Linked DNA regions of Homo sapiens: region 2 is linked to region 1. Evidence: chromatin contacts called from ENCODE Hi-C or POLR2A ChIA-PET data. All regions are on one chromosome and are shown on one strand. The core of a region is the stretch at or near the end of the contact, and the rest is flanking DNA. Distances in the headings are between cores, read along the strand shown. Region 1 overlaps ERI3 (ERI1 exoribonuclease family member 3). Region 2 overlaps TMEM53 (transmembrane protein 53).

What was found. Hi-C counts contacts between places; a loop is a spot of excess contacts on that map. ChIA-PET counts read pairs that join two places held with the same protein, here RNA polymerase II (POLR2A). Pooled maps may share reads with other maps.
Region 2: a pooled map shows a loop between it and region 1 (6-fold over the local background). The contact joins two enhancer-like sites. A Hi-C loop is called at or near these places in 6 of 168 maps with a recorded cell type or tissue (IMR-90, aorta, body of pancreas and 1 more) and 9 of 50 pooled maps. POLR2A ChIA-PET finds 5 or more read pairs at or near these places in 4 of 52 experiments (AG04450, BJ, Panc1 and 1 more).

Annotation. Positions count from the first base shown.
Region 1 is chr1:44,237,769-44,242,954 of GRCh38, reverse strand. The region is part of intron 8 of ERI3 (ERI1 exoribonuclease family member 3); the gene reads left to right. ERI3-IT1 (ERI3 intronic transcript 1) reads left to right here. Exons shown (of 4, transcript NR_110056.1): 2 at 875-1,040. Among named protein-coding and RNA genes, the nearest start is that of ERI3-IT1, 3.9 kb to the left of the region's middle. RefSeq lists enhancers at 1,611-2,239, 2,240-2,868, 4,279-4,922. Within about 2 kb of position 2,740, at least 16 of the 41 ENCODE cell types and tissues checked have a DNase peak (open chromatin) inside an H3K27ac peak, as active enhancers do.
Region 2 is chr1:44,652,630-44,657,815 of GRCh38, reverse strand. It overlaps TMEM53 (transmembrane protein 53), which reads left to right. Exons shown (of 3, transcript NM_024587.4): 3 at 2,607-4,569. The coding sequence ends at 3,257. Among named protein-coding and RNA genes, the nearest start is that of SNORD145, 16 kb to the left of the region's middle. Within about 2 kb of position 2,080, at least 2 of the 41 ENCODE cell types and tissues checked have a DNase peak (open chromatin) inside an H3K27ac peak, as active enhancers do.

The DNA of each region.
Region 1 (5,186 bases), core at 1,491-3,990:
AGTGACAGCCTTTTCTCTGCCGCCTCTGCCGCCACGCTCACTGGGCTGCCCGCCCTCCTCCTCGTTGAGGGGGGTGCGGGGGGTGCTGGCTAATGAGCTCGTCTGCAGTACAGCTTTGCCTTCCCTCCTTGAAGTTTCCCGGGTCCCTCTGAAGACCTCGGGCCCAGGATTAGCACACACCAAACGCCAGCCCCCGTCTTGCCCAGCAGGGAGTTCCTTCTGATCACCCTATTCCTGCTACCATAGGCAAGGAAAGGGGGTGGTACCAAGATAGAGCCACTGTGGCCTGGGGGAGGGGGCCTTGCACCTCTGGGAAGCCTCAAGCCCCTCTGCATCCCTTGACAGAGTGACCGTGTCCACCTCTCTGCAGAGGGTTCTTGCTTCCCAGAGCTGCAGTCTTCTCCTCCCATCCCCTTTCTCCATGACATCTAGCCTGGCAGTGTCCCCATTCCTGTGGGGGACCCCCACTCAAGGCAAGGAAGAATGTGAGGACCTTGGCTGAGGGTTTAGGAGGTAGCATTTAGATCTGATAGGATGTGGGACTTTCTGGCTCAACTAGAGAGCCTCAGAATCAGTGAGATTCATGAAGTCTTCTGGGCTTCAGATGACCTGAGTGGTGATGCATTGATGTGAGGCCTCTACAGACCTTGATGTCCTTCCAGAGAGGTACCTTGCCTGCTTCCCCCAGCTTTGGCCACCTTCAGGGCTGGGAGGGGAGGAGTCAGCCCAGCTGCCTTGTGGGGAAGGGCAGAGCACAGTACTACTGTACACTACTGCCCCCTCCCATCCAGTTCTTTCTGGTGTGGCCCTAAGAAAGTGAGAAGCTAGGGAGATGGATGGTCATGAGAAGGGTTAACTCTCCCATCATTGACAGGGTCTGCACTGGCCTGCCTGGATAGTGCCTGGGGAGAGGGTGCTGGCTCCTTCCTTCCTGAGCTGACCCCCTTGGAGCCCCAGAGACATCTGAGGAATTGGTTCTTGCCAGACACCAGACTGTTCTTCAGTAGCAACCATAGATGGAAGAATGGCTAGATGGATGGGTGAGTTGATGGACTAGATGGGTGGGTGAGTTGATGGACAGATGGATGGAAGAAGGTTCTCCTGTATGTATGTATGTATGTATGTATGTATGTATGTATGTATGTATGTGTTATGTGTGTTTGATTCTTTAGGAAGTACAATCTTTGTTTCCCCACCTTCCTAGCCCCAGGCCCCGGCCTCGCCTCCCCTTGTCTCTCTCTGTATCTCCTGTCAAACCATCGCAGACTTAAATGACAAAGAAATCAGAAAGACAGATCAATGCCGGCCAAATTAGCACTTGCAGATAGACTCTGCGGGGATGTCAGCGCCCTGACCCCTGGTGATCTTGCAGCCTCCACTGCTGATATTATGCAAATTGCATCCATCTGGCAGGACCCGCGTGCTGGCTGCTCCTACTCAGAGGAGTAATGGGCTGGGGGTGGGTGGGAGTGTTAGAGCAAGAGTCAGTGAAGTGTGTGCATGTGTGTGCATGTGTGAGCATGTGTTTGAGTGTGTGTGAGGGCGTGCGGTGCCCACCAAGCACTGGGCGGTGATTGAGTGATTGACAGGGCAGATAAGGGACTGCATTGGATTCCTGTGGGCTGGGGGATTAGGAGCAGCCACAGATGGGAGATAACCGGACTTCATTTCAGTTTATTTTCCTCCTTATCCCCTCTCCCCACCTTCACTCCCTGAAAACACAATATCTGTAGTTTGTGTTTTCATCAATATTTGCAAGTCATTACCACTGGTTTAAGGTGAGAGACAATGTCAGGGCCCAGACCAGGCCAGCCCCTCCCCCAGTTCCTGGTACCCTGAGAATCAATCCCTAGAGTGGCACAGACAGCCTTCACTCCAGTGGCATTCACAGCAGCCCCTCCTTTCAGGCCCACAGTACTCATGGGACAATCCACACTTCATGGGCCAGCCCTGCTGACCTACCCCATCTGACCTAATGCCAACTGACATTCCTTAAGCTGGGCCCTGCCCTTCCACCTGCAGCTACTGTGGGACATCCCTCCCTATGCTTTGGCTCCAGCATAGGTGCTCTGTCCTCAGTATTAGCTGTGCCCCCTGGGGCTGCCCCTACCCTTCTGCAGGGTTCTGGACCCTTCCTCTTAGCTCCTCCCATCCTGGACACTACTGACCAGGCCTAGGCCCCACTGGGCAAAGTGGGGCCTGTGGCCTGCAGAGAGGGGAATTTGTTTGGTCTGGTCTGAATCACACCAGTGTCATTCTACATTTGCTGAGGGCCAGGTATTAGTACAGAGGGCTTTATATCTGTTCTCTCATTGAATTCTCAAACCCCGTGATAAGGGCTGTCATCTCTACTGGATGTGAGGAAACTGAGGGTCCAGAAGGTTGTCATGACCGATTGCTGCTCAGCAAGGAAGTGAGAGAGCAGGAATTTGAACATATCTCTCCTAGTCTAGGGTTGGAGTTCTTCACCACCACGAGTACTGCTTTCCTTCCATTCCACCAGCTGCAGACACGCGACATGTCACCACGCCTGGATCCATTTAAGAGAGCCATCCTTGTACCGTAGGCAGAGAAGTTCATTCAGCTACTAGCCTGTGAACACAGACCCTGACTCAAACCTCCTACTAGGCTAAACCAGCCCAAGCCAGGCTGAACCAGGCCAAAGGGGACTGGAATCAAATAGGCCCTGCTCTCAGGAGCTGTGTGTCTGAGACAGTTGGGCTGTAGCAAGAAGGACACACAGAGGACAGAATGTACCCAGCAGCTGAGCCAGCGCAGAAGTGTGTCCCAGCACACGGCCTCTAGGCCCATGTAGCTCAAGGAGGGGCTGGTGTAGCCCAAGCCAGCCTGCTGTGGTGGCTGAGGGTATAGCTGTCCCAGAGGCCCCTCCAAAACTGGGTCCCTGCTGTACCCTCCCACCAGGCAGGGCTGGGAGCTGGGAGTGCTGGAGACATGTCCAGGGACACGTGTGCAAGGGGAGCTTGTCCTAATGAGGAGAACATGGCTGCTAGTTAGGCAAGGGGCGGGCGGGGAGCCGCAGAGCTGATTGAAGGCAGGGGCAGGGGTCAGACAATTAGGCCCAGATCCTGCCGTTTGATGTGAGTTCTGAGGCCTCAAAGCCTCCCTTCAGCCGGCTCCCTCCACTCCCTCCTCTCCCTCCTCTCCCTCCTCTTTCCTTTCTTCTGCCCAAAGACAGGAAGGATGGAAACGCTTACACTCACTGTTACTATTATTAAACGCTGTGGCAGGCCAGCCAGACCCCAGGATTCCTGCCCACAGGGGGCACCCCAGGCCCCCAGGAGGTTCCTTGGGCCCCAGAGGGAACATCTGGCAAGAGGCCAAGGCCAGGCCAGCTGAGCCCCAGGGCAGGGTAACCCTGCCCCTCTTGCTTCTGAGGCAGGAGAGTGAATGGGGCCTCCCAGCAGGAATTTGGGCTCTGGACTCTGGGCTCTAGGGGCCATATCCCAGGCCTGCATTAACCATCACCTCCTGCAGCCGCTTAGTTCTTTTCTATCCTGGCCTGGGGCTGAGGGTTGAGGGTGTGATTCATTCACACTCATATCCCATCACACAGTGATCTGCAGCAGTCACATCAAGACCTTTTGCCACAAGATGGAGATAATGCAGAGTCTTGCAGCCCCACAGCAGTGTCACACACCCCAAAGCAGACCCCCACACCAGATATCATAGCCACACATACCATCACAGGCCATACCCACAGGGTCTTGCACATAAGCACCTACTGTCCCCTGCCACAGGGCCCTGAGTTCTTAAGCCCCTCTCCCAGAATAGCTAAGAATAGCAGTTAGATCTTATGTCCAGGGCTGGGGGTTACCAGGCCCCTTCCAGTCTCCCACCCTAGGAAATAAGCCTAGAGAGTTGGTAGTGACCAGGGAGTGGGAGGAAGCTGGATTGGGGGGGGGAGGGGGCAGCAGTGGGGAGAGGGAGGGTGGGAGCAGAGATAAATGTTAGCTCATTTCTTCCGTAATTAGTTACTCCCTCATCCCCGCGTTGTAATTGTGAACAAGCTGTAATGTTTAATTAGTCTGTAAATGAAACCCCAATTTCATAATGGCCTGGCTGACAGGGCTAAGTGAGCAGGGGAGGAGGAGGAGGGGACTCTTCCTCCCCTCCTCCTGCAGGGTAGATGCAGGCTGTGGGATCACTTCCTTTTCCTTTCAGCCCCAGTCTGGCCTCTGTGGGGGGAGGCTATGTGATGGGGTTCAGTCCTATACTCTCGCTGTGAATATCCCTTCCATGGGCCCATCTTACCAGAGGAAGGGGAGAGGAGGCTCTCAGGCATCCTTCCTGCCTCCCCGTCACTCTTGGGTTGGGATAGGACAGTCAGCCCAACCCAGATGCTTCTGGTGGGAGAAGCTGACTCCGGTGGCCAGGCCTTGTGATCTCCGCAACGATGATGCTTCTTCCCTAAAGGCCTTTGCTTGGAACCTGGCACCTCAAGATCTGGCCCTATACACCGAAAGGAGCCGGTGATTGGTTTAGGCCCCTCCCCGACCTGTCCCGTCCCACTGCTAGGCGGGATCTAGCCCTGCGCTGACACCCAGGCCGGCCCTTACTCTCCGCAGGGATTATCACTGCAGCCTGCGATAAACCGGAGCTGCCGCAGGGGGGAGCCCCTGGCCCCGCGGCTGCCTCATTGGTCTCTCCCTGTCTCCCCCACAACATCCTCATTGCCTGCACACGCCCCCGCCCCGCCTGCCGCAGCCATAAATCTCAATTTACGAGGGTGGCTCTGGTGGGGGAGGGAGGCAGCACCGCTAATGATGGCTCCTCAGCTGGATTTTTCATGGTGCACAGTCATAAATTTTTAAGAACAGCATGGGCAGCACGTTAGCGAGTTATCGAGGCTGCCTCCGTGCTGGCTGCCTGGCTCCAAGAGAGAAGAGCAGAGGCCGCGTAGGGCCGAGGAGGTATTCTGGGGCAGGGGTGAGGCAGGGCACCCAGAGGAGTCTAAGGCCAGGGTAAGAGGGCCAAGCAGACGGGCTAGGGCTACAGTGAGCCTGTGCACAGGACAAGGTAGTGCTGCCGGCCGCCGGGAGCCAAGGCCAGGCACGTGGGTGGGATCAGGCACGTGGGCATGCAGACCGTGGCCTTCGGGAGCCCCTGATGGATGCCTCTGCTCCAAGACTTGACACCATGATGTACAGGGAGCCTGGAGACGTATG
Region 2 (5,186 bases), core at 831-3,330, 420 kb before region 1:
TAATCCCAGCACTTTGGGAGGCTCAGAAAGGAGGATCACTTGAGCCTAGGAGTTTGAGACCGGCCTAAACAGCATGGTGAAACCTGATCTCCACAAAAAAAATTGAAACAATTAGCCAGGCACGGTGGTGCGTGTCTGTAGTCTTAGCTACTTGGGAGTCTGAGGTGGGAGGATCACCTGAGCCTGGAAAGTTGAGGCTGCAGTGAGCTGTGATCGTGCCACTACACTCCAGCCTGGGTGATAGAGTGAGACCCTGTCTCAAACAAAACAAGCAAAACAAAACAAAAACACCATATTCTAGCACCTAGAGATGACCTCTATTTACACTTAGTGTATATCCTTCCAGCTTTTTGGGGGGGTATATCTTCTCTTTACCTACATGAGACCTATTGAATCTACTGCTTTGTATCCTGCTTTTTTCAGATCATGATCTCCACCTTCTTGTTTGATCTCATTTAGTTTCCAGTCCATATTCAGATTCCCTAATTGTCCCTAAAGCATCCTTTACAGCGGATGTGCCCCAAACAGGATCCAATCTAAGATCACACATTGCATCTAGTTATTTTGTTTCTTCTTAAGGCTCTTTTAAATCCAGAACTCTTCCCCTCCCCACCTGATTTTAGATTCAAGGTCTCACTCTGTCACCCAGGCTGGAGTGCAGTGGTGCAATCATAGCTCACTGCAGCCTCAACTCTTGGGCTCAAGCAATCATTCTGCCTCCAGCCTCCCGAGTAGCTGGGACTGCAGGCATGCACCACCACGCCAAGCTAGTATTTTTTTTGTTGTTGTTCTTTTTTTTTTTTTGAGAGAGAGTCTTGCTCTGTCGCCCAGGCTGGAGTGCAATGGCGTGATCCCGGCTCACTGCAACCTCTGCCTCCTGGGTTCAAGCAATTCTGCTGCCTCAGACTCCCAGGTGTCTGGGATTAGAGGCATGTGCCACTACGCCTGGCTAATTTGTGTATTTTTAGTAGAGACGGGGTTTCATCATGTTGGTGAGGCTGGTCTCGAACTCCTGACTTCGTCATCTGCCCACCTCAGCCTCCCAAAGTGTTGGGATTACAGGTGTGAGCCACTGTGCCCAACCATTTTTTTTTTCTTTTTTAGAGATGGGGTCTCCCTATGTCGTCCAGGCTATAGAACAGCCCCTTTTTTCATGTTACTGGCTTATTGAAGAGACTGGGCTGCAAGATAATATTTCTAGGAGTGTGTGATTCCAGATGCTGCCAGGGAGAAACATACAGTGGGGACTGAAAGGCCTCTGTCAGATTTGAGCATTTGGGAGAATGTGGGTGGCCTTAAGCAGCCTCCTCTTCAGAGTCTTGGGAGGGATGCTTAGGCACTCCAGGGCTAGGAGGTCAGGCGGCTGATGGCAAGGTACCTCTGCTGACCATCCCTGTTTAGCCATGGGTCATTTAACTACTGTGGCCATACGATTTTCTCCTTGTCACTACCACATCACTAATTACTGCTGCTGTTGGTTGAGAGTTTACTTTGTGTCAGGTACTGCTTTGATCATTTGAGATACATTTTTTTTCATCTAATTTTACCCATAACCTTATGAGGTGGGTGTTATCCCAATTTCACCGTAATCTTATAGATGGGGACCCAGACTCAGAAAGTAGTAAGCTGCTCCTTGTTCTTACTATTGATACATAGTGGTGCCAGGAGTTGAACCCGGACCTGTCTGACCCCAGCACTCTCCAAAGTCACATTCCCCTGACAAAGGGCCCTTTGTCTCTGAACAGGAGGATGAGAGGGGATTAGGAGCCAGGCATGGTGGCTTTTCTAACTGACCTAGAAGGGGACCTGTGTGGAGATTGTGGCACCCTTGGCCCAAGCGTGAGGAATATAGAAACCTAGAGGGAGTTTGGGCCCAGATTATAGAATTCGAGGAACAAGTGTTTACTGTATTTGGAATTTCAGGGCAGATATGAGGAGTGATCCCAGGCCGGGGAACCAGGGACATTTGAGTGTCAGGTCCCTGAGTCCAGAGAGTATGGACTCTGTTTTTAGGAGCCTGGGAGAGAGGGAAGGTGACAGTGACCAGTGATGAAAGTGATGTGGGCCTGGCTCAGAAGTGGCCTCTGGTGGTCAGGGCTGGCGCCTGCAGGCCAGCTCTCGGGTACTGGTCTCATGGGGGTACTACTTCTGTCTGGGAGGTAGGGACAGTGCAGATCTGAGGTGCTGGGACAGGGTATAGCCAAGCAGTGAGGCCCCATCCCAAATGTGCAAGGCCTAGGATGGGAGTGCGGGGCACAGACAGGAGGGAACCAGAGTAAAGAGACTTCCTCTGGTCAGCCCAGGTGTCTCCAGTATATGCTTCAGGCTCTGGGCCTCAAATACCACTCCAGGCCAAGAGGGCTTGGCCAGCATGAAGCAATTAGTCCAAAAATGGGCCTTAAGTATACCTTCCCTGCCCAGAAGGCACCTGTGTCTGTGGGCAGCGGGCTGGTGGGCTCAGGCTGAAGCAGGACCCAGAGCATTGCTGACGCTGTGGGCCCCATGGCCTATGTCCTACAGGCTGGGGTTGCTGGGCCCCTCTGACCTTAGCTTGTACCCACTACCCCCACCTCATCTGTGAGGACTGACCAGGCCTCTCTCCCCAGGGCTGCATCGTAATCCGATACACAGCCCCGTGGCACATGGTCTTCTTCTCCGAGTCACTGGGTATCCCTTCACTTCGTGTTTTGGCCCAGAAGCTGCTCGAGCTGCTCTTTGATTATGAGATTGAGAAGGAGCCCCTGCTCTTCCATGTCTTCAGCAACGGTGGCGTCATGCTGTACCGCTACGTGCTGGAGCTCCTGCAGACCCGTCGCTTCTGCCGCCTGCGTGTGGTGGGCACCATCTTTGACAGCGCTCCTGGTGACAGCAACCTGGTAGGGGCTCTGCGGGCCCTGGCAGCCATCCTGGAGCGCCGGGCCGCCATGCTGCGCCTGTTGCTGCTGGTGGCCTTTGCCCTGGTGGTCGTCCTGTTCCACGTCCTGCTTGCTCCCATCACAGCCCTCTTCCACACCCACTTCTATGACAGGCTACAGGACGCGGGCTCTCGCTGGCCCGAGCTCTACCTCTACTCGAGGGCTGACGAAGTAGTCCTGGCCAGAGACATAGAACGCATGGTGGAGGCACGCCTGGCACGCCGGGTCCTGGCGCGTTCTGTGGATTTCGTGTCATCTGCACACGTCAGCCACCTCCGTGACTACCCTACTTACTACACAAGCCTCTGTGTCGACTTCATGCGCAACTGCGTCCGCTGCTGAGGCCATTGCTCCATCTCACCTCTGCTCCAGAAATAAATGCCTGACACCTCCCCACAACCTGCAATCTGTCGGGCACTCTTCTCGTTCAACTCCCTGTAGCCCTTTGGGACTTTGCGGTCCCCTAAGTAGAAAATTCCTATGGGCCTGTCTCCTGGGGGCCTCTGTCTGCTGGTGGTCTGCTTACCACAGAATCCTAAGGGGCAGGAGTGCCTGGGCATGTGTCTGTGGGAGCCTTGCAGTCAGTTGTGTTTGGACAAGTGCAACAGTCAGGCTGCTGATTCCTGTGGCATGCAGGCTGTAGAGGTTGACAAATGGAGGGGGGTGTTGAGGGTGAGCCCTAGTTGATTTTTTAAAATTTAAACTCTGGTAAGAACATTTAATATGAGACCTACTCTCTTTTTTTCTTTACTTATTTATTTATCTATTTATTTCAAGACAGGGTCTCACTCTGTCACCTAGGCTGGGGTGCAATGGTGCAATCATGGCTCACTGCAGCCTCAACCTCCCAGGCTCAAGTGATCCTCCCACCTCAGCCTCCCAAAGTGCTAGGATTACAGGCATGAGTCACCGCGCCTGGCCAAGATCACCTAACAAAATTGTAAGTGTGTACGATACTTAAAATTTAAGAGATTATGTGCACGGCAGACCTCTAGAACTGAATAGTCTTGCATCTTGCATAATTCAGAACTTCATCATCTTGCATAACTGAAACTTTGTGCCTGTTACCAGAGTTGAGTTTTGATTCCTTGAATGGAAGGTGACCTTTGTGGGGAGATGCCAGAGGGAAGGTATATCGGTCAGGGGTAGCGTCAGGCTGCGGATAGGGGCTATGATCTTTGCTCCAGCAGGGCGAAGCCCTACAGTGTAAAGTACCATTCACATGGCTCCCACTTGGCAGTTCACTCAGAGAGGCTCCTCTGACCCCATTGCCTGGGAGTCTGAGGTAGAAGCCAGATGAGGAGCTGAGGTTAGGGGCCTGCCTGGCTCTACCACACTTTGCTAGGAAGCCGCTGGGTCTGGGAAAGTTGCAAGCTGAAAGTTGCCAGAGACAGTGGGGGGCAGGAAGGCAGCAGCATTGTAACAGGAGCTGGGATGAGCTAACTCCCAAGCCCTAAAGACCAGAACCAGGGTAAGGGGATTTGGGCTGAAATAGCAAACTCCTTCATCTTCTGGAAGGGAGACCCACTTAGATACTCTCTAGGCAGAAGAGGTGAATTCAGCCTGATAGTTCAGTATCATTGATCATTCTAGAAGTCACTACTGCACAATGTTGGCATATAGTAGGTATTCAATAAATATTTGATTGAATGAGCTTACCGTGGTGATCACGGGGCTTAGGGGGCAGTGAAGGAGATGGCTAGAAAAGCTCTGGATGGGAGCTGACTCTTGGGGATGATGGATCCTTTGTCCCCAGAGCCGCGTTCTGTCTGCATCCCATCAGTCCTTGGTGAGTCCCCACTATGGTGGCAGGGATTCCCATGCTGTGTGGCTGCATTCCTAGCCATGGCCAACAGGTGGCAGTGCAGCCTGTGCCATGAGACAGCTCAAGGCTCCCACAGCAGGGCGGGCTTCAGTGGAATGCCCTCACTCTGGGTTAATGGCCCCTTTTAGAGACCATATGGCCCCCAGGGTGGCAGTAACCAGCCATCAAGGACCTACTGAGTCCAAGCTTGTGGGAGGGGAGACTAAAGACATCAAAGAAGTCGGCCTGACAGGAACTGGGCATTAAGAGCCTCCTCTTCATCTCTCCGTTGCCCTCACCTACCCACTCTTCTCTTCCAAACCTGTTTCTTTCCCAAACCCTCAGCCATCGCTGGAGCTGTTCCACCCGCCTCGACAGAGGCTGTGTACATCCCCAGGATCCCTGTGTTCAGGATATTGGGTGCCATCAAACTGGGCGTGGAGCTGTGAAGGGCCTTTGCTGGGCTC